Linked DNA regions of Homo sapiens: region 1 is linked to region 2. Evidence: chromatin loops called from intact Hi-C (ENCODE). Cell type or tissue: dorsolateral prefrontal cortex. All regions are shown on one strand. Each heading gives the region's core, and the rest is flanking DNA. Links, peaks and the distances in the headings are about the cores only.

What was found. Hi-C counts contacts between places; a loop is a spot of excess contacts. Peaks named below come from ENCODE experiments on the same cell type or tissue, not always from the same donor. Only the 100,000 strongest peaks of a DNase experiment are listed, where the experiment ranks them.
Region 1: a loop joins it to region 2, with 2.5 times the contacts of the local background. A loop is called at or near these places in 7 of 110 quality-filtered maps.

The regions. Positions count from the first base shown.
Region 1 is chr1:5,970,375-5,985,543 of GRCh38, forward strand. It overlaps NPHP4 (nephrocystin 4), which reads right to left. Exons shown (of 30, transcript NM_015102.5): 3 at 7,896-8,039. Among named protein-coding and RNA genes, the nearest start is that of NPHP4, 14 kb to the right of the region's middle. RefSeq lists an enhancer at 1,243-1,742. In dorsolateral prefrontal cortex, for the core only: CTCF peaks have their summits at 3,779 and 4,986 (motif pointing left); a DNase peak (open chromatin) is centred at 4,977; H3K27ac peaks cover 1,467 bases.
Region 2 is chr1:5,736,502-5,751,670 of GRCh38, forward strand. No RefSeq gene overlaps it. Among named protein-coding and RNA genes, the nearest start is that of MIR4689, 120 kb to the right of the region's middle. RefSeq lists enhancers at 4,247-4,747, 4,748-5,248, 6,050-6,634, 9,297-10,093. In dorsolateral prefrontal cortex, for the core only: CTCF peaks have their summits at 9,476 (motif pointing left) and 9,687; DNase peaks (open chromatin) are centred at 8,800 and 9,490; H3K4me3 peaks cover 1,015 bases; H3K27me3 peaks cover 1,328 bases.

The DNA of each region.
Region 1 (15,169 bases), core at 3,655-6,154, 230 kb after region 2:
CACCTGTGGTCCCAGCTACTTAGGAGGCTGAGACAGGAGGATCACTTGAGCCTGGGAAGCAGAGGTTGCAGTAAGCCGAGATCACGCCACCGCACTCCAGCCTGGGCAGCAGAGTGCAACTTTGTCTAATAAAAAGAAAGAAAGAAGGAATGCCGTAGCACAGTAGACAGAGATGAAGACACTGACTGAGTTTGCTAATCAACAGGGAATGCGCATCCCCAGGCATCAGGAGTGGTGCTGAGCCCATACCCCAACACCCCAGCTGGGGGGCAAAGCACAGGTCACCAGCTGAGCACAGAGACCGCCCCCATAAGGCACAAAGAGGTAAGGAGAGCCGAGGCTGGTCTTCCGCTCTATGACTTAAACTTGGAATAATCCTCCTATTAACGAGTCATTACCATGGTGTCACCGAGAAAACGTTTACTGTAATCACAGACTGTCAGCCCAGGATAACAGAGAGATGCATTAAAACATCAGCCATGAGATATAAATCGTTATTCTATTATCTTTTATTGCAATATGATGAAATAATGACCACTTACAGCTGACAGGTGGTTGGACTAAGAGAGAATTATGTTTGTTTCCAAGACTCCAGAACCGCTTTTAAAAAGCCCCACTGCAAAGTCGAGTTGGTCATTAACTCACCTTTTCTATTTATACCTGTGCTTATCAGTCTTACGAACACTACTCACTTTTTCTATTGGCAATAAACATTTTCAACTCTGATACCCAGCAACAACAATCTGCCAGCCTAGAGGTCACCCTGAAATTACTCTACCTGAACCGGGTGGAACCTGCCGCTACGGGCATGTCCCAAATACAAGTTTATGGCTATGCCTCTCCCTTCTGTTTACCACTAAAAATAATCACTCTGAGGCCAAAAACAACAACAACAGCAACAGAGCCCCAGAGCTGCTTGTCTCAGCTGATCCAACCTTAGAATCTAAAGAATCCATCTTTAATCAGAAGAGTCAGCCGCTCCAAGTGCAGCATGTTTGAAAAGTTCAGATGGTTGTACCAGTACAATTACTGATTGATAAGGACATATGTTCTTTTCCAAAAATCATTTATTGACCCTCCAGTGTGGGAACAGCCCCAAGCTAAAGAATTTATAACGAACCTGGAAAACACAAGTCAGCTTTCAAGAAGCTCGAGCCTCGAAGGCTTCATAAACGACAGATGAGGCAGGCACAAAACTGCGAGCAACAGAGCCACATGGCTGCACCCCTCGGGTCACCCCAGCAAAGTCATATTCGACCAGGTCACCGGTGCCTGACCACCCAATTCCCGCCTCACTCAGCCAGGCAGCACCCAGCTGAGGAATACCTGTACACACATCCTTCAGTCTAGGGAAACTTAACGAGCGCCACTGCCATACATTTGGAAAGGAACATTCTCTACATCAACTGAAACTGCACTATTAAAAGGTTAAGTCAAGCCCATCAAATCGCCTGCAGGGCAAGGTCACTGGAGACAGAGGGAGACGGGCTCTCTGTCACCCCTGCCTCGCAGCTCACTTATCTGCACTGGTCAAGTTTCCTCCTTGACAGCATAAACAGATTAATAAATCATTTAAATGCTCCTGTCTTAATGCCTTCATCTTCAAAAACACGGACACCATTTTGCCTCGGGGCCCAGTTTCCATTTTTCACCCGCAGTGATGGAAGTGGAATTGGGCCTCTGCCGATGTGCCTGGATGAAGAGGCCGCAGCCGGGCACCCCCCATGGCACGGCCACATGACCTGGCACCTGCATGACATGGGCTCCTCAGACAACGCTGGGCAGCAAGGCCAGAGAGGAGCTGAGCAGGAACAGAATGAGTCCCTTCCAAAGAACTGTTTTAATAAGCCTTTAACAGGATATCTTCAGCCAGGCAAACAATGCAGAGACTTCATGCAGTTCCTACCCTCTGGCTCAGACTCACACTGCGGGTTCGGAGGGCTTCCCAGACACTACCCCTCAAAGACAGCAGGGATCGGGGGAGCCCAGATTTCCACAGCAAAGCATCATGACAGGGACAGGGACAGCCCCCTGCCCCACGAATTATCCAGCCCACAATGTCAGCAGTGCCAAGGTTGAGAAACTCTCATTTGGAGTAAAAATGTAAACTTTAATCCTGGCTGAAAGGATAATACAACATCTTATCCATCTCTGCACTTCCAGCTCCTAAACACAGCCTGGCACACAGAAGACCCTTAACCAACATTTCTTGAATAAAAACTACTGCCCACTGGGTCCCTGCTTATGGAAAAGCACATGACTAAATACTCCAGCAGCACTTAGGGGATGCACACTCTTTATCTCTCATGAGCAAATGAATCAAGTCAGGAGGAGCTTATTTTTTTCTTGCAAATTAATTTAATTTCTTTCTTTCTTTTTTTTCATAGGTTTTTGGGGAACAGGTGGTATTTGGTTACATGAGGAAGCTCTTTAGTGGTGATCTGTGAGATTACGGTGCACCCATCACCCGAGCAGTATCCACTGAACCTAATTTGTAGGGTTTTTTTTTGTTTGGTTTTTCTTTTTTTTGACAGAGTCTTGCTCTATCACCCAGGCTGGAGTGCAGTGGCGTGAATCTCAGCTCACTGCAACCTCCACCCGCCGAGCTCAGGTGATTCTCTAGCCTCAGCCTCCCAAGTAGCTGGGATTACGCGTGTGTGCCACCACGCCCAGCTAATCTTTAAATTTTTAGTAGAGACAGGGTTTCACCATGTTGGCCAGGCTGGTCTCAAATTCCTGATCTCAAGTGATCCATCCACCTGGGCCTCCCAAAGTGCTGGGATTACAGGCATGAGCCACTGCACCCGGCCTCAATTTGTAGTCTTTTATCCCTCACCCTCTAGGATCAAGGAGTTTAAAGCACTTGTCTGAAGTCCCACTGGGATCAGTGATGGAGTAGGACACTAGCCCATCCTACCTCAACTCCGACGCCCATGGCGAAAGCCAGTTCTCCCTCTGGCCTAAAGAGCAACTCCTTGGCTTACTTAGAAAAGTAAGTGAGCAGACATGATTATAACCCAAAGCAAGAAATATCTAACCCCAGCTCTACCAAAATAAAAACATTTAGCTGGGTCTGGTGATGCATGCCTGTAGTCCCAGCTACTTGGGAGGCTGAGGAGGGAGGATCACTTGAGCCCAGGAGTCCAAGGCTGCAATGAGCTATGATCGCACCATTGCACTCCAGCCTGGGCAACATAGTGAGACCCCATCTCTTAGAAAAGAAAGATCCCACACTATGCTGCTGTGAACACACAACAACAAAATTGACAAACTTACAGCTTTCCATTGTCCCCAGATGACTGACAGTTCAATCACTGTACAATTAAACACTGGAAACGTCACAGAGACCAATCATTTCTCCTTCTGAAAACCATTTTCTTTCATCCTCTCATTTCAGGTTCCAAGACTACGGCAGTGGTTTCCATTGTGCCAGAGAGGAAATCAGCCCTCCCCAGCTGCAAACAGACAGGCACACAGGGCCCGAGTTGGCCTCCTAGAGCCATAGAGCCTCCCTCTGTGGAAGCAGCTCGCTGGGACACGAAGCCAGCTTCTTGCTTTTGTTGTGATGATGTTCAGGACATGCCTGCCCTCTGCCGAGCAACAGCAAGAGCACAGGAGCAGCCATCGGGCTCTGCAGCCAGGGCTTCCTGCAAGCTCCAGAGCCAGGCCCAAGAATCCAGGCCCTGGAAGGGCTCGCAGGAGTTTCACGTGGGTTATGCTGATACTCCTTGACAGCATCCACTTTTCAATGGGAAATTATAGCACGCTCATTGCTCTGACGAGTAAGAGCCGCTCAAGAGGGGCTTTCTCATGGCTGTGATGACGGGAAGAGACACAACCCAATCACCTGCATCCCTCTACCAGGGCAGGTGACTGCCCCGCTGCTTTGGCGACACTGGGGCTGGTGCGCTCTGGGAGGAAAGATTCCCTTGATGGGGGTTTAAGCTGTTGCTGGAGAATCACGAGGATTCCTGCCCAGTAACTCCCCCCAAATAAATAAAGGAGGGAAAAGAAGCCAGTCACACTACACCGGCCACACACAGTCATTAAGGAAAGAATCCAAGGGAAAAGTATGTCCACCTCAAAAAGAAAACTGAGAAACTGCACAGGACCGTGGCCTCCAGCATTATTTTTTAAAAGACACTTTTTTAGAAGTTGAATGAATGATTCGCTGGCTCAGAGGAAGTGGAGGCAATTCCTCCCCACCAGGAAAGGTCTCAGAGAACACAGAATTCTGAGCTCAGAGCTGAGACGTGTCTGGGGACTGCTCTCCTGCATATGGGCCCAGTGCAAATAATTCATCATTTGCAGAAAAAAAAAAAAAAAACCACCCAGCTCTGGATCAAGACAAGCCTTCTGTGTTCCAAGTCTCTTTCAGGACATCGTTGTTTGCAAAATCATGCCACAGCCCCCTCTCTCGGGGTCATGTGTGACATGGGCACTCCACAAAACCTGAGCATGCAGGGTCCATGCGCTACCACGTGGGGGCTGGACAGCCACGGGCGCTCCAAATGCGGTCCCCTGCTACCGGCAGCTCACCAACCCCAAAGCAGATCCCCCCAAACCAATGCTGATAGGCAAAGACCAGAAAAACACAGGCAATTAGTAAAGCCAGAGAAAGATCTCTGCCAAGTCTCAGAATCACCCCTAAAAAGGGCAAAGGGTGTTTTACGAACCTCTATTTCCACAGGGGTGTAGACAGAGCAATTAGCAGACAGGGTGCGAACATGCTGCCACACCCTCATGCCTAAGAATGCCCACTCCTGGGAGCACTCGGTGCTTCATCCACACTTGGGAGCACATACATGTGTACATGGATGTGCACACATGTTTGCACACACAGTTAAATAACTAGTTAACTAAGCTGGAACAAAACCTTTGCTCTGTATGAGAATGCCAAGCACATGGAGGAAACTGCCTGGTACAGAACACGCTGCTCAACAGCTTGGCAGGAGGGATTCATTCCTGGGGCACCACTGGCCTCTGCTGCCCACACGGGGCATAGCAGCTGCAGACAGCAGGCTCCATGAATAGCACGGGGGCTTCAGCATCACCCTCACAGCTGAAAGTGCCCTGGCCACACCACACTGTCCTTGCTGCATTCCCTTCTTCAGCGATTCCAAGTCCAAGGGTGCAGATTTTTCCAGAGGTTTTAAGGACTATGTTCCACTAGTCCCCCGGGCCCATCCCCAGCCTCAACAGGAGACGCACCCAGATGACAGGCCAAGGCTGAGCCACGTGGCTCCCACAGTCGGCTGCCCTTGGAGCCACCAGCACAGGTATTCCAGACTCCGAAAAGCCACCAGCTCCTAGTCTCCCTAACACATCTGAATTGTGAACTGCACAGGCAGCATGACACGCAGCTGCCAGGATGTGGTGAAATGCAAGTGCTGCCCAACTTCCGCCGCAACGGAAGCCCTCGGAGTGCATGAACATAATCCCGAGAAGGGCAGAGAGAGGCATCCATTCCAAAGATCGTCCTACCATGTGACTGGAATTCTACAGGGATCAGGATTCTACAGCCCAGAGAGTAGGGAGATGGAAGCCCCCGCTTCTGGCCTGCGCAGCACGGATCCTTAGGAAGGTCCGAAGCCTCTCTAAAGGGAGAGCTGAAGTCAGAGGGGTTGAGGGAGGAGGAGGGAACTGGCCCCAGCACCTCGGTGACTGCAAGGCATCCCTGGTTTCAGAGCATACTCCATCCCTCAGCATTCTACAGAACACTTCAGAACAAAATGCAGGGCTCCTCAGAAGCAGGAGGTCACGGAGGCCACAGCAGGTGGAGCCGTCAGATGCACAGGGCCGTCGCTCCCACCCCCACCCGCCACATGGGAATAAGCTGGTGGAGTTATTCCATCTCCATGCACCTCAGTGTCCTCCTCTTTAAAATGGGTACACAGGATACTGACCTCCACAGGAGGATGACAGGCATGAAATGACGGCATGCTTCTGAGCCGATGCCTGGCCACGGGAAGCGCCTCCCGGTGAAGGATGGCTAACTTCACCACCCGCCGCATGGCTGTCACAACACCAGGTTTCGGGGGGCTCACTGTGCACATCTGAGAAAGCTAAAGCTAAACAGCTCTATCCCCAGCAGTTGGTCTGGCATTGCCAGCACCGGGAACTCATGGCGAGCCTCCTGCCACAGCGCAGGCCCGAGGGGACCCCCTGCCCGCGCTGAAACAGCACTCTAAGGGTTCATCCGCAGTCACACTCATGAAACCTTTCCTGACACGGCTGGCCAGAGAGACCTCTGAGAGGTATTTGCATTAGCTGTTTGACAACCTTAATGTCAGACACATCCTTAGCTGTCCAGACATACACTCTAGCAAGGCTTTTTATTGAAGCTTCGTGACCTCTGGGGTCATTCTCTCCCTCTACTACCCATGGGAGGAAGGGCAAGAGTCAGGACCCATCCATGTCAAGACACACATAATCCAAGCGCTGGGTGATGGTGGGGTACGGAGAGCAACGAGCTCGTGGCCCTAGGTGGGGGTGCTGACTGGCCAGAGCAGGCCCCCATGGGAAAGGCACACCTGGGCAGTGGTTACCTAGAGTAACGTCTCAAAGGACGGCCACTGTCACCGCCACTGTTACTCATCATACAAACTGTCCCAATACCAGGCCTCTTGGGGCCTCCTTCTATATACCTAAGATCAAACCAAGACAGCTGAGACCCTCTCATCACCTCTGTTGCCTCCACACTGTCCCTGCTGCACACCCGTCGTGCTCAGACACCATCCCTCTCAAACTCCCCCCACTCGAGTTCAGCTGTGAAGCAGCAGCCAGGCATGGGAAAGGCCTCCATGACATCGCCGGCTGTTAAGAGTCAAACGTCAGCGTCCCTAAGAAGACCCTGTAGGACCCAGCCAGAAGGCACGACGGGGCCACCCTGCCAACCCCACCCGTCAGCAAACCTGGGCTCTCCTCTCGTCCTAACACCCCTGGGTCTCCCTGCTCTGCTTGAAGCAGCCTCGTCCCTGCTTGTCACGGAGTCAGTTTCTTTCTCATCCTGTAAGTCCCAGCTTAATCAGCAGCTTCGCAGAGAGGCCTCCCTCGTCACCCACCTAAAGCAGGTCTCCACGTTCTCCTATTGGTCTCCACGTTCTCCTATCGGTCTCCTCCTGAGAATTTAACACAACTTGCAATTACTCTGTTACCTGCTCAGTGCGTCTCCGAAACAGTCTGCAGTTCTGTTAGGTGAGCGCCATCATCACCCTGAGCCTAGCATGATGCCCTGCAGAGAGCAGGTGCTGAATGGAATGTATGCTGTGCAGTGAACCACAGAGACAGAGCATGCCGGCCCGCAGGGTGGCCAGCCGCAAGACCACCTGAGTGAAAACACGCTGCTCAACCAGTGCCCATCCACCTGCCGGTCTCAAGACAGAAGGCACAGGTGTGAGTCCAGGCTCTGATACCTGCTACCTGGGCAAGTCACTTTACTAAATCTTAGTTTGTCTATACAGGAGGGAGGGAAGAAAGGAAGGAAGGGGACGGTGAAAGGGAAAGGGAGGGGGAGGGGAGGGGGAAGGAGAGGGGAGGGGAGAGGAGGAGAGGGAGCAGTAGTGGCAGCAGCCATAGATGAGGTCAATCATTTCCCAACTTATTCCCAAGAACTCCAAGATTCCTTGAAGGTGACAAGACCCCCATTCCCCTGACCCTTCAACCAGAGCAGAGCAGAGCTCTCTCATCTGTTTAAGACAACTGGCTTCCACATAAGATTTTGTTTGGTAACAAAGCGCTTGCCGCTAGACTAAGCTCTGTGCTGCCTGGACCCACAAGTCTGAGACGCGCTGTGAGGTCTCGGCAAGGCCCCAGTCTCTGGGCTGCCACCCAGGACCACCCGCACACACACCCTCCGCCTTGGAGCAGCCCCTGCCACCATCACCAGGGCCCACCTCATTAAAGACGATCCTGGACGGCGGTCTCTTCGTCGGCTTCACTGTGGTTTTCCACGTCCTCCCAAAGAAGTGCCGGTAGGTGACATCAAAGAAAGACACTCGCAGATGGCATTCAACCTCTGACAGTACCTCCAGCACGCCCTAGGAGACAACGGGGAATTGACCCTCAAGAGTCTGAGCACCATGAGCCAGGAGGTCACTGGCAGGCCATGTGGGTGCATATGGGGCCACCTCGCTCAGATATCAGCACGCTGGTTTCCTTATTGGGAGGCTACCTCTCTCCCACAGCTACTGGTCTTGGTGGGGTTATAAACCAAAGCATTTGGCCCTCCCCTGGCCAACGAAAGACTGCAGTCCCTTGGAACAGACACAGGCTTCTGACTCAGCCAGAGCCCAGGACGCACAAGAGGACATGACCACAGGAGACACATGCGCCTGCCAGGATGAGGCCCAGGGCTCCCAGCAGCCAACAGGTGAGAGAGAACAAGTCCAGGGGACATCACCTGAGACCTCGCTCAAGCCACACCTGAAGCTTATGCTGGCTGTGGATTTGCTGTGAGTCAACAAATCGCCTCTCACGTAAATCATTTTGGATGGGTTTGTTAATCATTTCCAACCAAATGAGCCCTTCCTGATATAACCAGAAACTAAATCCTCAACTTCCCAGATTTTGGGGTGACATTGGCAAAGCAAAAAGCAGATCTTTGAGAATTGAGAAATCATGGCTACAAATACAGAACAAAGCAGCCAGAGTGTAGACAGGCAGGACCCTGCCCAGAGCGGCAGCCAGAGTGTAGACAGGCAGGACCCTGCCCCGGAGCTTTACCACTTACAGCAAGTATTGCTTTAGCCTTTTCTCTTCTGTGACAGGTTCTTACCTGAGACAAGAGTCCTCCACCTTTCTTTCACCTATTCACTTAGTAAACGTTACTTACACATCTATTCTGCGCATTGACTCTCTGCCAGGCACATTTCCAGGCACTAGGGAAACAACAAGGAACAGACAAAATCTCTGCCCTTACAGGGCTTACATGGTGAAGAACGGGGAGAGAGGTGGGTGGGGCGGGGCAGGGCAGGGCAGGGCAGGCTCTCTGAGATGATCCTTGAGCTGAGAACAAGGGGGGCATGAGAAGAACCACAGGGAGTTTGGGGAGAGGGAGCCAGGCAGGAGGAGCAGCAAACTCAAAGGTCCTGAGAGGAAGAGAGCACACGTGCTCCAGGAGCCAGCGAGAAGTGCAGGAACTATATTTAGCTATAGTACCTGTGTTTTGTTTTTGTTTTTAAGAAAAGGGTCTCGTCTGTCACCCAGGCTGGAGGTCTGGCCACTGCAGCCTCCACCTCCCAGGCTCAAGCAATCCTCCTGCCTCATCCTGTCAAGTAGCTGGGACCACAGGTGCACTCCACCACACCCGGCTAATTTTTGTACTTTTTGTAGAGAGTGGGTTTTGCCAGGCTGGTCTTGATCTCCTGTCCTCAAGTGACCCGCCCGTCTCGGCCTCCCAAAGTGCTGGGGTTACAGGGGTAAGCCACCATGCCCGGCCTGTATTTTCTAATTTTCTGTATTACTGATGCTCTGGCATCTGGGGCCTCAGTGACGAGATAAGACTGTCCCCCAGAGCCGGTTAATTCCTAGGGTGGCAAATGGCAGGCCTATCAGAATGTGTCTGACATGAAAACCAACCCGTCCAGAGACCACATGCCCCACTACCTCTGTCTGGCTCACACACCCCAGGAGTCCCACCCTCTGCCATGGTCTCTCAGGGTCAGTGACCAGACACCTCGGGCCATCCCTGCACCTCAGAGACCACGACATGACTCTCCTTGGCCAACGCAAGCCCGTCCAGCTGCCCACCCTCCCTGGCCCAGTCCTCCCACAAAACCATAATCAAGTCTCTGCCCATGCCTCCCTTCCACCCTCCTGCCTCCTGACCAACCCTGCGCTTCCCCAGGTGGCCTGTGGGACATGGCCTACCCCTCGTCTTGGGAGCCCTGAGTAACAGACAGGGTCTCAGCTGAGTTGTCTCCTGATCCGCTGGCCTCACCACCCCTAAATGGAAACCAGTCCCAGGTACATTCTAAGCAGAAAGCCCACCGGACTGCAGCAGGCTGGGCCAGGGAGGAGAGAAGGAATGAGCGCCAGGCGCAAGAGCGTTCAGGCAGGCCTCACGGCGCGAGGAGAAGCTGGGTTCTCACTCCAATCATGCAGGGAGGCCAGGGAGAGATTCTAAGCAGAAATGACACAATCTGGTTCGGGATTTAAGAAAATTCCCGCAGCTGCCATGTGGGGGCGGGAGTGGAAGCAGGGGCCAATTAGGAGGAGGCGAGACAGGGAGGGGCAGGGAGGGTGACAGGAAGCAGGCACCGCTGGGCTCTGCTGCTTTGCAGGAGTGGCTGCGTGGTCATGAAGGGAGAAAAGTGGGAAGGGCCAGCTGCCTAGGTCGGCCCAGCCCTCCCAGGCCCAGTACTGAATCTCGCATCTCAAGTGAAGCAACGTGGAGGGAGGTGGTGTTATCCATGAGGACAGGGAAGGTGGGCAGAGCAGGTCTGAAGACTCCAAGCCCAGCTCCCATCACCACGCACCGGGGCCTGGCCCCCAGCTCCCATTACCACGCTACCTCCCTGTCCTCCTCCCTCTTCCCCTCAGTCTCTCTTCCTCCTCAGCTCCTCCCGCATCCAGACCTGCCCTCTGAGCCTGCCTCATCTCTCCCCAGAGCAACCCCCTGGCTTTTCCATGTTGACTGTCTGCTGCCCCCATCTACAACGTGAGCTCTCTGAGGACACAAGCCTGAAATAGTCTGTTCCCTGCTCTGTCCCTGGGGCCTAGGCAAAGCTTCTGCACGTGCCCCTCCTCACCCGGGACTGCCTGGGTTCCCCCAGCACCGCCACCTCCTCCTCCTCCTCTCCTGCACTCTCAGGAGGCCATTCTCAGGCAGGATCCCGTGGCTCCCAGAACCGTCGCTGGCTTGGGCTTCTTTCCAGAATGCCAGATCCTAACCACCCTCCCACCACCTCTATGCTACTTCACATCCAGTCTATTCAAATAAGAATCCACTGAGAGCTTCCTGAAGACACAGTATAGGGCAGAGTCAACTCTGTGTCATCTGCACGGTTCCTAACATATCGTGGTGCCCAATACATATCAAGCTGAACTGAAATACTCATCCCAAAATAAAGAAATATAAGCAATGATCATGGTAAAATTAAACAAAAAAAGTAAATGGGACAGTAAAAGAAATATACTAAAATCATTAATAAAGTGCCCTGAATTCAAAACAAGCATGTAATATTCTTCAGCCAACACCTTTCACAGGGAAGCAAGCTTTGGCCATTATCTAAAGCTATCAATTCTCAAAACAACTAAAATTATACAAACTTATAAGACTATCTATACCAAACCATCATCTATTTCCAAACTCTATTTATAGAATTTATATGAATTCTATTTATCTTCTTTTAAATACTGTATTTTGATTGATCTTTGTAAATAAAACAACGTTGCATTCCTGCAGTAAGCCCCACTTGATCCTAATACCCCATCTTTTATACATATTGCTGGCTTTGCTGTCTTAATATTTTCAGGGCTGCTGTGTTAATATTCATGAGGGATACAAGTCTGTACTTTTTTTTGTAGTGCCCTTGACTGGGTATCAGAATTATGGTGGCCTCAAAAAATGAGCTGGGAAGTGTTCCCTCCTCCTCTATTTTCTGAGTTTGTCTAGAATTCGTCTTATTTCTTCCTTTAGTATCTGATAAAATTCAACATTGTATTTTTAACCTCTGTAGCGTACGTTATCATGATGCTTCTTTCATTTTAATACTGGTAGTCTGTGTTTTCTTTTTTTTTTGTCTTGATCAATTTTATCAATCTTTTCAGAGAATCAACTTCTGGCTTTGCTGATTTTCTCTATTATTTGTCCTTTATTGATTTCTGCTCATATACAGTCATGTGTAACATAATGACATTTCGATCAGCAACAGACTGTATATATGACTGGCCCCTTAAGATTGTAATATTATATTTTTACTGTTTTTTCTATGTTTGATATACCGTTGTGTTACAATTGCCAATGGTATTCAGTACAGTAATGTGCCATACAGGTTTGTAGCCTAGAAGCAACAGGCTATACCATGGAGCCTAGGTGTGAGGCAGGCTCTACCCTCTAGGTTTACGTAAGTACATCCTATGATGTTTGCACAATGACAAAATCACCTAACACCATTTCTCAGAATGTGTCGGCACTGTCAAGGAACCATGCATAACTGTATTTACCATTTCCTTCCTTCTAGTTACTTTGTATCTAATTTGTTCCTTTATTTAGGTTTGTATCTAATTTGTTCCTTTATTTAGGTTGTTAAGGAGGAAACAGACGTCACTGATTTTATACCTTCTTCTTTTCTAATATAGTCATGTAAAGCTATACATTTCCCTCAAAGAACTGTATTAGTTATATCCTATAAATCTGTATATTTTCTTCCATTACTCAGTTCAAATTATTTTCTAATTTCCCTATTAATTCTTCTTTGATCCAGTATGTTAATTTCCTATTTGAGGATTTTCTAGATCTCATATTATTTATTTCTAACTTAAAAGCACAGTAGTCGATAAACATACTCTATAATTTGGGTCCTTTGAAGCTTATTGGGACATTTTAATGGCCCAGCATACGGTCTATCTTGGTGACTGTTCCATATGAACTTGGGAAGAACGTGTTCTCTAGCTTTGTTGGGAGTGGTGTTTAAGAGATGACAGGGTGATTGATGGTACACTTGGGAAGAATGTGTACTCTAGCTTTCTTGGGAGTAGCGTTAAGAGATGACAAGGTGATTGACGGTATTCTTCAGAGCTTCCAAATCCCTATGAGTGTTCTGATCTATCTGTTTTTTCAATAATTGAGAGAAGAAGAGTTAAAAGTCTCCAACCATGATTATGAATCTGAATATAGTTCCCTTTAGTTCTGTCCAATTTTGCTCTTTTGTACAAAAGAGTTATCAGAACAGACCTTACTGTTATGCTTTGAAAGACCAGCTTAGAAGTCTGCCCTTTTGCTGGAGTCTGGGAACTTAGATTTCAAGAGAGTTCCTACCACCTAACTGGTAAGAGGAGCTCACTGTGCCTAAACTGTTTATGTACTGTGGCTTATGCTAAACACGTGTTTCCCTTCTGAGAGTCTGGAATTTTGGACATGCTACACAACATTTCACGTGTGTTGTTACAATTCATTGCTGGAGGAATCAAACGCATCCTGTGTGACTCAACTGAGAGAGGACTCTTGGAAGCTTGTACCCTCTTCCCTCAGACATCCCCCATATGCCTCCTCCCTTTGCTGATCTTGCTCTGTATCCTTCTGCTGGATCAACCTTAGCTGAGAGTATGACTACATGCTGAGTCATGTGAGTCCTCTTAGAGACTCTTCAAACCTGGGAGGTGGTCTTGGAGGCCCCTAACACAAGTGCATACACATTTAGAGATTGTTACGTTTCCTTGATGATCACTGTCTTTATGAGGTGCCCCTTTATTTCTGGGAATACTCTTCACCTTGAAATCTACTTTTTCTGATACTAGTATAGATGCAAAGCTTTCTTTGCTTAGTATGTACATGGTTTATATTTTTCCACCCTTCTACCTGCAACCTGTTTACGTCTTTATGCTTAGAGTGCACTTTTTTGTAAACAACATGTAATTGGGTTTTAAATAACTTTTAACATACGACTTTGGATCAGGAATTCCACTTCTAGGAATTATTCTACAGACATATCTGTACATGAAAAAAATGAGGTTATTCACTGTAGCAGTGCCTATAATAGCAAATGACTGGGAAAAGTCTAAATGTTCATCAATCACGGCCTCACTCAATAAATGATGGCTCATTCATATAAAGAAACACCTTGCGGTCTTAAGAACAATAAAATTTTCTTCATGTAATAACATGAATGATCGATAAGACATACTGCCTGAATTTTTTTGAAAAGCAAGGTACAGTGCCGGGCATGTGGCTACACCTGTAATCCCAGCACTTTGGGAGGTAGAGGCGGGCAGATCACCTGAGCTCAGGAGTTTGAAACCAGCCTGGCCAACATGGTGAAACCCCGACTCTACCAAAAATACAAAAACTTAGCCGGGCATGGTGGCGCACATCTGTGGTCCCAGCTACTTGGGAGGCTGAGGAAGGAGGATCACTTGAGCTCAGGGGGAGGAGGTTTACAGTGAGCTGAGATCACACCACTGCACTACAGCCTGGGTGACAGAGTGAGACTTCATCTCAAAAAAAAAGAAAGAATGGTACAGAACGGAATACAGGAAGTACCATTTGCATTTTAAAAAGGAAAAATAAATGTAGGTATATTTACTTGTATTTGCTTAGAATTTAAGAAAGTTGTACGAAAACACACTGTATCTAGGGTGATACACCAGGTGCCTGGGGATGCCATGGGATGATTCACTTTTCCTCTGCATCCTTGTCAACTTTGAACTACGTGCATTACCTTTTCACAAATAAAAATAAAATGAAATGGGGAAATAAAATTTCCTTTGCAAAACTCCTAGGAAAGAGGGAAGGGCTATCAACTATCCTGTGAGCTTCTGGAAGGCGGCTGAGCCAGACCAGGAGGGTGGCATCCCAGCTAAAGCCGTCGCCCTGGGCAGCTGGCTTCACTCTTAATTAGCAGGTGCTGCTGCTCGTCTATAAAACGGGAGTAAGGTGGTGGCAGCCTCATAGAGCTGCTCTGAGGATTAAGTGAATGAACACAGTGAAGTGCTAGAAGTAAAGCTACAAAAGCAGCAGCCACCACAGTACCTACCACAGTGGCAAAGACACAGCAGGTGCTCAATCCAAGGGCTTGGAATTGAACGATATAGAACATCAGTGATTTAATAATAGTAAATTAGTCACAGACCCGGGGCTCCAACAACTGAATATATGTGAATATCACTCTCCCAGCTGCAGAGGAAAACGGCCTTGCCAAGCCAAATCCTGTAAAAAGGGTTGACAATGGCAAGACTGATCCTTCTCACGCATTCCCACCGGCCACTGGGCCTCACGAGGACAATCCAATCGTGTGGGTGTCCCGTGGGCAGCAGCACAGAAGCACCAGCTTGTCCAGCAGGTTCCCCGCCAGCTGAAGGGCACAGATGGATGTGCCGCCATCAGGGCCTGGGCCTGAGTGTGCCCAAGGCCGTGGTACATCCAGCCACGCACAGAGCTGCCAGAATGCCCGTAGCTCAGCCCCTGCAGTCCTCACTGCCAGGCTGAAAGCGGGCCATGCTGAGCCAT
Region 2 (15,169 bases), core at 8,224-10,723:
TAGATGGACAGGTGGATGGATCAATGGATAGGTAAATAAACAGATGATAGGTAGATGCATAGAGAGATAAATAGATAGGTAGATGAATGGATGGATAGGTGGATGGATGGATGAATTAGATAGATAGAGTAGGGGGGAAAGAATGGATAAACAAATGTATGCTCCATGAGAGCATAAATTTTTTTTTTTTTTTTTGAGACAGAGTCTCGCACTGTGGCCCGGGCTGGGGTGCTGAGGTGCAATGGCACAATTTCAGCTCACTGCAACCTCCTCAGCTGGGATTACAGGCTCACACTAACACACCCAGCTATTTCTATGTATTTTTAATAGAGACAGGGTTTCGCTATGTTGGTCAGATGGGTCTCAAACTCCTGACCTCATGATCCGCCTGCCTTGGCCTCCGAAAGTGCTGGGATTACAGGCGTGAGCCACTGCACCCGGCCGACTTTTGTTGTTTTTAATGGCAATGATTTTTATCTGTTTTGAACAGCACTTCGCACATACTACCTTTTTGTTAGCTGGATGGATGATGGATAGATGGATGGATGGATGGATGGATGGGTGATGGGTGGATGATGAACGGATGATGGATGGATGGTGGATAGAATGATGGGTGGATGATAGTTGGAAGGATAATGGATGGTTGGATGATGGATGAATGATGGATGGATGGTGGACGGATAATAGATAGATGGATGAGGGATGAATGATGGATGGATGGATGATAGAGGGATGAATGATGGATGGATGGTGGATGGATAATGAACGGATAATGGATAATGGATGATGGATGAAGGACGGATGGATGGATGAATGGTTGACAGATGGATGATGGATGGATGAATGATGGATGGATGAATGGATGATGGGTAGATAATGGATGAATGGATGATGGATGATGAACAGATGGACAGATGGATGGATGATGAATGGATGATAGTTGGATGGATGGATGATGAATGGATGATGGGTGGATGGATGAATGAATTAAATAGATAGAGTCGGGGAAAAGAATGGATAAATAAACATGTGCTCCATAAGGGGATAGACTTTTGTTGTTTTTAATGGCAATGATTTTTATCTGTTTTGAACAGCTCTTCACACATAGCACCTCTTTGTTAGCTGGATGGAGGATGGATGGATGGATGGATGGATGGATGGATGGATGGATGGATGATGGGTGGCTGATTGTTGGATGATATATGAATGGATGGTGGATGGGTGATGGATAGATGGATGGATAATGGATAATGGTTACATGGGTGATGGATGGATAATGGATGAATGGATGATGGATGAATGGATAATGGATGATGAATGGATGGACAGATGGATGGATGAGATTGGATGATAGTTGGATGGATGGATGATGGGTGGATTGATGAATGAATTAGATAGATAGAGTCGGGGGAAGAATGGATAAACATATGCTCCATGAGGGCATACACTTTTGTTGTTTTTAATGGCAATGATTTTTATCTGTTTTGAACAGCACTTCACGCATAGCACCTTTTTGTTAGCTGGATGGATGACAGATGATGGATGGATGGATGGATGGATGGACGGTGGATGGGTGGCTGATAGATGGATGATGGATGGATCATGAGTGGATGACGAATGGATGATGGAGACAGATGGATAATGGATGGATGGATGAGAAGTGAAAGGGCACTAGCAAGAGCAAGAGTGAAGGCGGAACTAAGAGCAAGCCCATACATGGAAAAAATCAACCTACATGGCCCATAAGGAAAGGATCTAATCTCTCCATGGCTGAATGGTGTTGGAAGAGAAGTCTTATTTTTAATATAAATTCAGTTGTGTCCCAAAAGTATACATTTGGGGCATTTGGGGTGTTATGATCTTTGTTTTGTTACTGTAATTTCAGAGAAATGCTCAAAGACTCTGAGGAGTTTTCTCTCTTCTCTCTCTGTCTCTTTCTCCCTCTAGCTCTCTCTCCCTCCCTTCCTCCCTCCCCCACCCTTCTCCATAGCCTTCCTTCCTCCCCTCCCGCTTCACAAGAGCACATTGAACACCACCTCTGTCATGTCCCAAGCCAGGCACCAAGGTCACAAGCATCTTCCACTGGAAGAGAAACAAGTAAACAGGTCTTCAGGACACAAGAGACACAGCACAATGACAGAGGTAAATCCAGGGAATGGGGAACCAAGATAACTGGCATCTGATGATTCAGGAGGATCAGGGAAAGTAACCCAGAAAATGTGGCACCTGAACTATCTCCTGAAAGATGAGGAAGAGTTGGTCAGGTCAACGCTGGGCAGCAGCTTACAGGACAGGAACAGTGCAGACACAAATGAGACTTAGAAAGTGTATTCATCAGCTCAGACCAACTGCCATAACAAACAATCCCAACACCTTAGTGACTTCATAAAATCCAAGTTACATCTCACCACCAGGCAGCCATCCAAAACTTGTGTTCCTGGACAGATGGTGCTCCTGGCTGGCTCCCTCCCAAGCAGACCAAGGTCCTTCCATCCTCTAGGTCCTTGGAGTCACTCTCCCTCCATCCAGAGTCACACTGTGAGGGTGTCATGGGCCAGAACCAGAAGGGGTGCACTTTGCCTGTTCCTCCCACTATCCGTGGCCAGAAAGTAGTCACCTGGCTGCCCCTAACTGCAAGGAGGTCCAGGAAATGTCATCTGGCTGAGTACCAGGAGGATAAAGGAAATGTCTATCCAGTTTGGAAATAATCGTACTGACTCCCTCCCCATCACCCCCACCCAGGCCTGTGCATTCTGGGCGATTCCCGTGGCCATCCGCACAGATCTGCAGCCACCGGTGCCCACTGCACTGTCCTCACAGGGGTACCGTGGCTCCCTCCTGAGAGCCAAGGCACAGATTCTGGAAAGGACTTTACTCCCTGCTCCTGGCTTCTAAGCAACAATAATGCAAATGAACAATCCAGAAGACTTCATTCTGGGTGTTTTCATATCAACTCGCTAGCCCACATCACAGAAGTAAAAGACATGAGGCAGAGTGAAAGGGACAGAAGATGAAACAGGAAGATGAGATTTCCATCCTCAGCTTTCCTGGAAGTTCATCCATTTGTCCATTCAACACACAGACAGTGTGCGCGTCCTCTGTGCCCAGCTCTGCCAGCAGCTGGGGATGTTTCGTGAAGATGGGAGGATTCAGTCCTGTTGGGGAAACAGCAGTGAAAACCCAGTGTGATGGGCAACAGTGGTGGAGCTGAGGGTGGGGAGTCCAGGGAGGCTGCTGCCTCGAGTGGGATGGGGTCTGGGATGGGAAAGGCCAGGGCCATTCGCCAGCTAATAGGAGAGGGAGAGCATCCCTGCCAGAGCCTACAGCCTGAGACAGACCCCAGGGCAGACAGAAGCCAGGCCTGAGAGTGGCCTCCATGCAGCAAAGCAGGGGGATAAGGACAGAGAGGAGGGAGAGAGATGGCTTGGGACCAGGAGCCCCTGAGGACTAGGAGGCCCCATAGGTAGGAGCAGCTTTGAGGGGCAGGAGGCTGAGCTTCCAGTGTCTCTGAAGGAGGGGGAGAAGCATCATGAGTCTTGCACAGTGGAATGACTAGCGTTTCTTGCCCTACCAGTTAAATAGGAGGGCAAGAGAATAATTCTGTCCAAGCATAGGAATGGGTGTGGTATCCTGGTGAGGAAAAGACCTGAGACAAAAAACCAAAATGATTACAGAAGCCAAGCTAAAGCAGTTAAGTCTCCCTAAATCTTTGTGTCCAGAGACAAAAGGTGTGTGGCCAAAGAATGGAAATTTAACTAGACAGAAAGCAGTTACCCTTCAAAGGCACACCAGTGACCACAAGACTTCCTTGAGGCTCAGAGGAGATGGTTTTAAAACAAACCACAGAATACTTGATGTTCCGCCCATGAGAAAGGGAATACCAATGGGAACCCAAAAAGATTCCAGAGATGCTAAGATTTCTGGATGGGGGGAAGGGAAGTCCGTGATACAGACATTTGGGTAAATCCCTAATTTTCCAGGGTCAACATCTTGGAAGACAATTTCCACAGGCTTCTCAACCAGGTTTCTCATCTGGACTGCTGACACAAAAATGATGTAAGTGACTATTTTCTCAATTGTCCCAAATAGCTAGAACCATTCTGGATGCAAAGGAGAGAAGTTGATTCATCGCAACAACAGATGCTGTCGGCCCTTCGGGCTGAATTCCCGGGACCCACATCTCATCCTGCTTGTCAAACCTCTTGATTCAGTGAATCCCTGGTTCATTCAGAAAACAAAACTCATCACTTTCAAAGCCAAAGAATCATCATGAGGAAGCTTCATGTAAATTTCCAAAATGTAAAAGAAAATATTCCAAGAGCACTGGTCTTCGAAACAGACCGCGGAGGGTTAAAAGCCAAGGCCTCCTCCCACAAATAAAAGAAACCCAAAATGTTCTACCTGTTTTATCTAAACAACGACGCAATAAACAGCTTGAAAACTTATCAGGTATTGAGAAATACGTGGTTTATCAAGGAAACCCAAGATAAGAGGAAGGCAGAGAAACAACCGCGGTCAACAAGCAGGGGCTGTGGCGCCCTGGGGGCTCCGCAGTGGGTTCCTCGGGCTGAGCACTGAACGTCAGCACTGCCTGGGGGAAGCTCGTTGACTACAGCATCTTAGGCCCCACCGAAGAGAGGTTGGAGATGCAGCCAAGGATGGCATAATTGTAACAAGTTCCCCAGCTGATCCTTATAAAGAGGCAGATTTGGGAACCGCCACTGCCACCCAGCACAAATTCAGTCCTGACTCCCTTCCTGGGGCTTCAGAAGGCAGGAGCTCTTCCCAAGGACGCTGCCCAGCTCCACCTGGAGCCAGGTGAGGGTCCAGAGGCACAGCGCCCAGCCCTTGTCTCACAAATGTACTACATACACATGTGCACACACACACATTAATGTACATATGCATACATGTGTATTCATGTGTATGCACACATGTGCACACATACACATACGTACACACGTGTGCACACATGCATGTACAAATGTACTTCCACACACACGTGCATGTCAGCACACATATGCACACATACAAATGCACACGCACACATGCCAGCACACACCATGCATGCCCAGGCACAATCCTCCATTCCTGAGGTGAGGAGGAAGTTGGGGAGTTCTGGCAAAACCATCCGCCTCCTCACCGGCTTCCTGCCAGGCCAGGGGAAGGGCTCTCTGGTTCTGCGCTCCTTTGGTGATGAGCAACCAGCCCCTTCCCCAGATGAGCCCATGCCTCACATAAGCCTGGGAGCTCAGGTGGGCTTGCACAGGTGCCCAGGATCAACTTCAACTGCTGCTCTGAGCTGTGCAGGGCCTGATGAGGTCATAGGAGGATTGACTGGGGACTGGGGGAAGTGGGCAGCAGGGGCAGTGGGGTCAATGCCCCTCAGAATATCTCTGGCTCCGTCCACAGCAGTGTGGGCCCCACTGATGTGCCCACCTCTTGCCTGGGCAGGGGGGTGCTTCTGGCTCATGGACACCTTGGAGAACCTCAAGAGTCACCCCATCTCTGTCCCTTTGGTTTCCTGGATGAGGCAGACAGCATGCCCCTGCACATACCTGTCTGCCCTGAGCCCACTCCTCACCTTCCCACCTGGCCCTGACGGAGGAACAAGCTGAGCTGGAAGCTGCACCTCAGGCTTTGGAGTCCCTCAAGAGACCTCACCCCTGCTGCAGGTCCCTAGTCCAGGGAAGAGGGATGAGCCCATGGGGCCAACCCAGGCCCCCGCCCCACCCTACCACCCACTTCCTGATGTGCCCGGTGCTGTTTGGGCCCCAGGGAGGAGGAGGAGCTCCTTGAAAACAGTGGTTACGGCTCCCGTCACCCACGACGTGGGACTTTGGACAAGTTATGTATGCCTGGCGCCTCACCTGTCTGCTGGGCGCCTCACACCTGCCCACAGGGCCTCCATGAGGATAATGTGAGGAGCTCCATGCGCTGCCTGGCACAGGGGGAGCCTCATAATGGGTGAGGTCATTGTAAGAATTAAATAATGGAAACACACACACAACTCTCCCTCTCAAATAAGCACAGCAAAAAAACACAAAAGCAGTCCAAGCTTCTAATAAACTCTCCCACCCTAAATCCTTAAAAACTCTCAGTCCATAAAAGAGTGCGCTCTGACCTAACTCAGCCAGCCGCCCCTCTCAGGTTTGTTTAAAATAAACCTGTCCCTGTTGACTGTACAGCCACCCTTCGTGTTTCTCTCCTCTTTCTTTAATTATTACAGTCATAGTCTCTTGCCGGGCAAGACAGGCATGTGTCTTCAGGAAACAACATGTGTGCTGGGTAGTGTGACTTCCCCGAGTGCAGGAGCAGTGACCCAGTCCCCTTCTCCCCACAGCGCCACCTCAGTCCCTCAGTCACATCTAGGTGGCTTATCTTCAGCAAGGTGTAAACTGGCCACAACCACCAGCCGCTGAGGACCCCTCTCCCCTCTTGAGAGATGTCAGGGTCCCTTTCCCAGCGCCCCTGGCTGTGCAGCCCTGACGTCCCCGCTCACAGCAGGATGCCCACCACGGCCCCATCAGCCAGGCTCCTGGCCTTCACCAACCACCCAGCCGGGCTGGCTCTGTGACGTCAGCAGCGAAGAAGACACAGTCCCTGAACGTGGAATCACAACTGAGAGGGAGGGACCACTGGCCACGTGGGCTGCCTGTGGCCCCTCAGAGCCCTCAGCACCCGCGGCATTTCCAAGCAAGTCTGGCTATAGCAGTTGGAAGCTATGCTCTGCCTAGCCCATCGCATGACCCCTGGAGGGGCTGCCCCCTCCTCAGCCAACTCAAGGCAGGCTGGCACCTCCCTCCAAGGCTCCTGCCCTCCAAATCCAAGGACACTGCTTCCTGGGAAGGACAGGACCTGCTCATCCCCTCCCCATGGAGGGGGCTTGAGGAGCCAGGTGTCTAGAAGGGGCTGAGGCTTCTCAAAGCTGGCACTGACTCCTCCAGATGAGCTCCCCTCTCTTGCTGCCTCCCCTCAGTGCAGAGGTGCAGGGGTGGTGAGGAGATCACAGGCTCACAGAGAGCCCAGCCGACAGCCCCTTCGTCAGCCCCTGCACATTGCGGATCACATCACGGGTGCAGAACATGAAGCTCTGTTCAGGGAGGCATTCCTCGCCTAGCAGCAAAGGCAAGCCCGTCCCCCAGGTGTGGATGCAGGGTCCTGGGGCAGCCTCCCCGTCTCCCTGCCCATGTGGTCCTAGGCACTGTGCATCCATTTTTGCTACCCACCCTAGCCCTGGGGAAAGGAGACCTGGACCCAGCCAACGACCACCGTCCCCAAGCCCTGAGGTGGCCCAGGCCTGGGTGCTGGACCCCAGCAAGGCTGGTCCCACCCTTCCATGAGATCTGCTGTGTCCACACTACCAGCAAGAAGCTCTGCCCCTTTACAGAAGACATCCAGCTCCAGCCCAGCCACAGGGCTCCAAACACTTTTCTGGAGAAAGTCGGGCCTGCCACGCTCACAGAGCCCAGATCCAGCTCTGAGTGAAGCTGGCTGGGCCTCGACCCTGGGTAACTGGGCCCCAGCGCAGAGTCTCCATGTGCACCTGGGGGGGTGTTCTTTTTTTCTTTCTTTTTCTTTCTTTATTCTTCCCTCCCTCCCTCCCTTCCTCCCTCCCTCCCTTCCTTCTTCCCTCCCTCCCTTCCTTCTTCCCTCCCTCCCTCCCTTCCTCCCTCCCTCCCTTCCTCCCTCCCTCCCTTCCTTCTTCCCTCCCTCCCTCCCTTCCTTCTTCCCTCCCTCCCTCCCTTCCTCCCTCCCTCCCTCCCTTCCTCCCTCCCTCCCTTCCTTCTTCCCTCCCTCCCTTCCTTCCTTCCTCCCTCCCTTCCTTCCTTTCTCTCTTTCTTTCTTCCATGTATTTATTTAATTTTACTCACGCTACTTTGACCCTTTCAACTGAAAAAAGTCCCAGCCAATCCCCACATCCAAGAGCCGGCCCTCCTTCCAGGAGCTCCCAGTGCTGACACGGGGGTAGGCCTGATGCTGACTGCATCTGGAATTCAGAGAAGCCAGAGGTCAGAGTGAGCCCCCAGCTCTGCTTCCAGCTCAGCCCCTCCCTGGACCTCAATTAACCCCAGGCCTGAGCTGAGTTTAGAATCCTGTAGCCTGTCTGAGATTCAGCTTTGATGACCAACTCAAGCCCCCAACACACACGCACGCTCACAGATACAGAGTCACTGGCACAGAGACACACACACGTACACACAAAGAGACACACAGACACACACAGGAAAAGACACACAAACTGAGAAAGCGACACAGATACACACAAACACACAGACACACACAGAAATACACACAGACACACACAAGCACGACACATACACAGATACACAGAAAAAGACATACAGACACACAGACAGACACACAGGAACACAGAGAGACACACACACAGATACACACAGAGACAACACACAGGCACACACACATCTGTGACGCTCTGAAGACTCAGGCAGGGCTGTCCGTCACCCAGCACAGCCTCATCCTGCCAACCAGGCTGGACAGGGCCCCTGAGGCCATTGCGGGGGCAGAGCAAGTTTGCACGGGGAAACCCACGTTCGTTCCCTCATAACGCTGGCTGCAGCATCCCAGGCAAAGGCTTCCCAGGCTGAAGGGGGCTCCGTGCAGGAGGAGGGGCCCCCACATGCCACCCCATGCCCCACTTTCCTCCCTCTCTCTTCCCACCTGCCACCTCCGGCTCCGCGGCAGGGAGTTCTGGTAACAGCTAGACACACGGGCAGAAACCCACAAAAAGACTCACACACGTGTGTGTGTATTCCAAGGAAGAAGTGAAAGCTCTGCTCCCGTTGCCATGGCAACCCCACCCGGAGCTACAGCAAGAGCTTTAATTGGCAGTACTTATTTGGCTGAAACCCCAAGAATAATCAACAGGAGATTAGAAACATTAAAAACCAGCAGGAGCATCCTGGAGAAGACGATGACAGACAGGACGATCCCCCTGAAAACTCTATTGATGACAGTAATGACAATTGTACGGTTTATTGCGTGACCGTGTCACGCCAGCCTGTGCTAAGTTCTTTGCATGTGTTATTTCGTTGGATCCTTCCAACAGCCCTTTGATCATTTCTCCCATTTTGCAGATGGAAAGTTCTCTGAGGCTCAGAGAGGTAAAGGAAGTGGCCCAAGGCCACACAGGATTTAAAGACTGCTTGGAATGACTCCGAACGCCACCTTGGTCATGACGGTCATGAGCACTGAGCTTTGCCTGGGGTCCCCCAGAAGGCACCAGCGTCAGCAACTGGGACCCCTGTAGCTCTTCCAAGGCAGCTGACACCCCCTATGCCCCCAGTGGCTAAAGACCACAGCTCAGCCAGCCAGAGGGCCTGGCCAGGGTTGACCTCCAAGACACCAGCCAATGCCTGCGTCCAGGTTGCTGCCAGCTTTACCCCTCAGAACTCCCGTCCCTGCCGCTCCTCCGGCCACAGCATCCACCCTGCAACCCGCCATGGGCCTGCTGACCCCTGGTGGCAGCCATGGGGCATGGCACCAAGACGTGGACTTAACTCCCAGACCCTAAGGAGGAGGGCGCTGGTCCAGGAGCTCCCCATGCTTGGGAGAGCCCCTGCGAAGGGTTCTGGGGGGGGCCAGAGCCAGGCAGGCAGGGCAGCGTGGCCAGCACCCAGCACCTTTTGCAGGCGCTCAGAAGGGAAGAGGGGGCTCCGGGAAAGGCTGCCCTGTAGTTGCTCCCTTTTCTGCTCAGGCAGCAGCTGACAGGGGAGGCCAGTTAGCACCAGGGATCCTCTGGCCATGACAGTCCTGCCACCAACGACAAGCAAGTGAATGAGGACTGTCCTGCCCAGAGCCCAGCCAATCGGCACTGCAGACAAGGGACGCTGACCTGGACTGGGTCCCTGGCCAGGTCCTAGACCTGGAAGGGCTCTGCCATCCCATTCACAGCCCCCAGGCCACTGATGGCAGCACCTGGACCTTGGACCCTGGACCCTGAGCCCTGGTCTCAATCATGACGTCTGTGCCGGTGCTGTCTGAGCGTGGCTCCCCGGGGAGCCAACATCGCACCAAGTGCCAGGACCTCCGGCTTTGTCTGTTGCATGATTTCTGGGAGCAAACAGCCTGCAGCCGCTGATCAGCAGCCATTGGACAGGCACGGAGCAGACCCCACCACGACGGCAGCAGCAAGTGGGCTTCCCAGGCTTCCCAGGCTTCCCAAACGTGTATCCACTAAACAATTTAAATTGCCTTTTTTTTTAAGCAACTGGCATTTACTCTGTTGGCATCTTATTAAACTTCCCCCTCTTGAGCTCCTCAAATATGCAAGTCACTGTCATTCCAAATAAGGGGACTAACAGTTGAAATGGTGAGGCAGCGGTGTGCACTGTGACCCGCCTTCCCGGGAAAGTCAGAGCACAGAAGCGGGGTGAGGACCGCACCTGCCAAGCTGCCGGTCAGGAGCACACCAGGTGCAGCAGCCGGCTTGCTCCTCTGCCTCCCTGAGCGGCAGCCCAGACCTGAGCCAGCAGAGGAGCTCGGGGTGGATCTGTGCAGGGCTCAGCAGGACCACGCTGCCCACCTGGTGCTGGGGCTGAGTAGTTCCAGTGTGGGGCCAAGGCCCCTGCTGGAGGAAGCCATGGGCCATGATCTTCCACAGGGTTCTAAGACCACATGGGGTAACATCAGCAGGGAACTCTGAGGAGACCAGAGACATCTGAGGAGGCCACTCCCTTACCCAGATGTGAGGAGCCAGGGCCACCTCTGCCACGGGCCTGCCTTTAGGAAGCAGCACTCAGTGACCCAGTGAATTGGATGGGGACCAAGGGCTCCCTCTGCCCCTTCTCACATCCCTAACAGAGAAGTCAGGTAACCTGACACAGCCTGTCCCCTCTCACTGGCCTGTGTGCAATCCAGGGGGCACAGAGAAAGAAGAACCAAAGGCTCTGGGGCTCAGAAAGCTTCAAGCCCCTATGCAGGCCTGGAAGTGCCAAGGCAGAGCCTCTTCTCCAAGCAAGTGCAGAGAAGGCTGTGCAATAGACTGACAGCAGGAAGGGAGGAAGGAGGGGGGAGGAGGGAGGAGGGCAGAAAGGGAGGGAGGAAGAACGGTAGGAGGGAAAGAGGACAAAAGGGAGGGAGGGAGGAGGAGAGGAAGGGAGGAGCAGAGGGAGGGAGGAAGAGAGGGAGGGAGGAGAGGGAGGGAGGAGGAGAGGGAGGAAGGAGAGGGAGAGAGAGGGAGAAAGAGAGGAGGAAGAAGGAGATGGAGGAGGGAGAAAGGAAGGGAGGGAGAAAGGGAGGAGGGAGGGAGGGAAGGAAGGAGGGAGGGAGAGAGAAAGGAGAAAGAGGGAGGAAGGGAGGGAGGAATGGAGGGAGGGAGGAGGGAGGGAGGAGGGAGAAGGGAAAGGGGAGGGAGGCAGGAGGGAGAAAGGAAGGGAGGGAGAAAGGGAGAGGGAGGAGGGAAGCAAATGGGCGTTGGAGTCAGAAGAGCCTGGAGTAAACCTAGCCCTGCTGTCTACAAGTCGTACCACTTTGGGCAGGTTCCTTACCTCTGGCCTCCCTTTCCCCACATGTAAAATGGGCTCGGTAGCAGCTCTTCCCTGGCAGGGCTGTTGGGGAACGAAGCGGGGCTGTGTGACATCAAGTGCTCAGCACAGCGCCTAGCACAGCGCTCAACAGTTACTCCCTTCCTGCTCGGTGTCCATTCAGGGCCCCCCTTTCCCCTCCAGGTGATGCGTGCTCAGCGGGTGAGGCCTGTGAACCCCTGGGGACCTAGAGAGGCCAGACAGTGTTCACAGGACCCCGGAATACTGAGCGAGAGGCTACAGTGTCCTGGAGAGCCAAGGGCCAGGGCCAGAATCACTCGTGCTGGGGAGAGCTCCCTGTGCACGCTGAAGACAAGGGAGCGTGCAGTTGGCCCTGGGCTCACATGCTAGTCCCCAAGTGGCAAGTCTTCCAAATGCAGCAAAGTCCCCTATGTGGCCAGAAAGTCCCCAACAGCACAGCACTAAGGAGCTCAGAACCTGAACCCGAGGACCGTTCGCCCCTCGAGGTGGATGAATGACTCCCATGGGCAGAAGACCAAGTGGGAGCCTCTGGGAGTCTGTCCGTGGAGTCCTGGGCTGATCCGCAGGGCCGTCGATTCTGTCTGATGCCTGCAGAGAGGGGCCTGGGCAAGATCCATGTTCTTGAGCAATGGACATTGTCCTCTCTGGCTCCAGCAGTGCCCTCGCCCAGCCCCAGCAAGACTCACAACTGCAGTGTGGACAGAGATAATAGCTGCGGTTCACGGAGGGCTGCAGCCACCTCACTTCATCCTCCATGAAGCCCACGTGAGCCGGCAGCACTGGGGTTCATATTGGCCCTTTCTTACAGATGAGAACATGATCGCCACTGGGAATTCAAACAACTGCCCAGCCCTGCACCTTCAGGAGCAACTGCCCCATGGTGCAAACTCAGACCCTCCTCAGCCCAGCGTCTCTGGCCTTTGCCTGGGAGAAGGGCCTCGGGTACTCCCAGTCCTGCAGGCTGGGGCTGTCCTCCAGCAAAACCAATTACTGGGAGACGTCTCTGGACCTGGGATGGGCACTGCCAGGAGGGAAGGCGGGGGCCGCCAGCAGGAACACGGAGCTGCCAATGCACCAGGATTGGGACAGGGTGCCAGGGGCCAGTCCCTCCCTCCCATGGTGTCCTGGGCCCCTGCCACAGCAACCAATGTCCATCAAGCCGAGCACAAACACCACGTGGGTGGGGACGTCACAGGCCCAAAAGCTCCCGAATCCACGGGAGGAAGGAGTGGACCCCACACAGCCCATCAATGTGCCGGCCCCTCAGGGCACAGCCTCATGGCTCAGTCACTCAGCCCAAGGTACGGCAGCTGGGCACCTAACAACACTCCATGGGCATTTATTGAGCACCTGTGGTATGCCAGGTGCATGCGTCAGAGGGAGCCATGAATAGCACAGACTAGATCCCTGCCTTCCAGGGGCTCCTGGCCCTGGAGGAGATGCACAGTGAAGAGAAGAGGAAGAGATGAGGAGAGCAACGACCCACAGAAAGGGTAGGGCAACAACCCCAGAGAGAGGGCAGTGCCGCTCTCAGTACGTGGAGAGACAAAGAGATGGGAGACAGAGAGACAGACAGACAGAGAGAGATGGAGAGACACAAAGAGACAGAGACAGACAGAGAAACAAGGAGACACAGAGAGACAGACACAGAAACAGAAAGAGATGGGGAGACACAGAGAGACAGAGACAGAGAGACAAAGAGGCAGACAGAGAGACAGACAGAGACAGAAACAGAGAGAGACACAGGGAGATACAGAGAGACAGAGAGAGATACACAGAGAGACAGAGAGATACAGAGAGACACAGAGAAACACAGAGATGAGAGACTCTATCTCTCCCTCTGTGTGTATGTCTCTGGAGAGATAGATACAGAGAAAAACAGACACAGAGAAACAGAGACAGAGAGATATGAGACAAACACAGAGGGAGAGACAGAGAGATGCAGAGACAGACAGAGGAAGAGACAGAGACAGACAGAGATGGAGAGACACAGAGACAGAGACACAGAGAAAGAGAGAGAGATGGAAAAAGAGATAGAGACAAACAGACATAGAGACTGTAAGGTAGAGACAGAGACATAGACAGAGAGAAACAGATAGAGAGATACAGATACAGAAACAGAGGGAGACACAGCTAGAGATAGAAACAACGAGAAAGAGAGAAAGAGACATAGATAGAGACAGAGACACACAGGAGAGGGCCCAGTTTGGGATGGGCAGTAGGGGTCAGATGGGGCCAGCACTGGCGGCATCTCTGCACCCACCCGCAGCCTGCGGCTGACCGCTGCTCAGTCCTGGCCTCTGGAGACAGCCCTTCACTGTCTGGGGTGTGGCTACCCCCAGGTCCAGGTTAAAATTTTCCTCCAGCAGTGCATCCCAGCTATCGTGGCCTCTGCATTCCAGGATCTCCCTCCAGTCCCCGCTCTGTGCCTAGAGGGCCCCAGCTCTTGTTCACCAGCTGGCCCCAGAGAGGCTCATGTGTTGAGACCTGGGCCTGGCCTGCCTGGAACTCCATCTTCTGTTTGTCTGTCTGTCTGTCTGTCTGTCTGTCTCTCTGCCTGTCTGTCTCTCTGCATTGCAGACTTCCTTGCCTCCCCCTCCCCAGAGTCTCCCCTCGTCCCCATGGAGCCCTGTCCTGTGGCTAAGGCGGCACTTCCTTCCTTCCTGTGGAGGGAGGGGGCTGTGGCGGAATCCCATGCCCCCACCTGCCCCTGGAGACTGGGACTCTTCTCCTTTATGTCTTGAAGCAAACAAGAGAGACCCCCACCCCACCAGGGCCCAACAGTGGTTGTGGCAGTCCCTGCCCCTGGTTTCTGACGTGACCCTCGTGGCTCTGCCCCCACTCTGGGCTCTGTCTCCCAATGCTGGGCCTGTGACAGCTGAGGCCCCCTCAGAAAAAGGGCAGCCCAGACTGAGATCCCAAACCCCTCGCTAAAGGAGTCTTGCTCCCGGCGGAGCCCAGGGTGCCATGGGGTGCAATTAGCTGGGACAGCATGGGCCGCAGGGACACTGAGGATAACGCTGAACACAACAGCCCCAGGGACCCAGTGTCTGGAGCCTGGGGAGGGTCAGGCACATGCTGGGAATTGCCTGCATCTTCCCCTGTAACCTCAGAAAGCCCTTCTTTCACAGATTGAGGGAGGGAGGGGCTCAGAGGTTAAGTCACTTTTCCAGAGTTACACAGCAAGTAGGCGGCAGAGCTGGGGTTTGAACCCAGGCCCTCTGGCTTTGCAACCTGAGCTCACGGCAGTGTTCCGACACCTGCTTCTGCACTCTGCGTTCTGCCTCCCAGCCCTCTTCCCTCTGAGAAGGACCCCTCCTCTGTCTGTAGGAAAGCAACAGCAGTCCATGAGAAAGCGCGGCTGGCAGAACGCCCCGCACAAGCACCACTGGGAAACAGTTCAGCCCGGAAATGCTTGCCGTCATTTTCCTGCTGGGGACAAGCGCTCCTTCTAGAAAGATGTTATGGGTGAATTGTGTCCCCCAAAAGATGTTGAAGTCCTCACCCCCAGCACCCAAATGTGACCTTATTTGGAAATAGAGTCTTTGTAGATGAACAAGTTAAGATGAGTTCATTAGCACAGGCCTTAATCCAGTAAGACTGTGTCCTTATAAAAGGGGGAATTTGGACAGAGACATGCA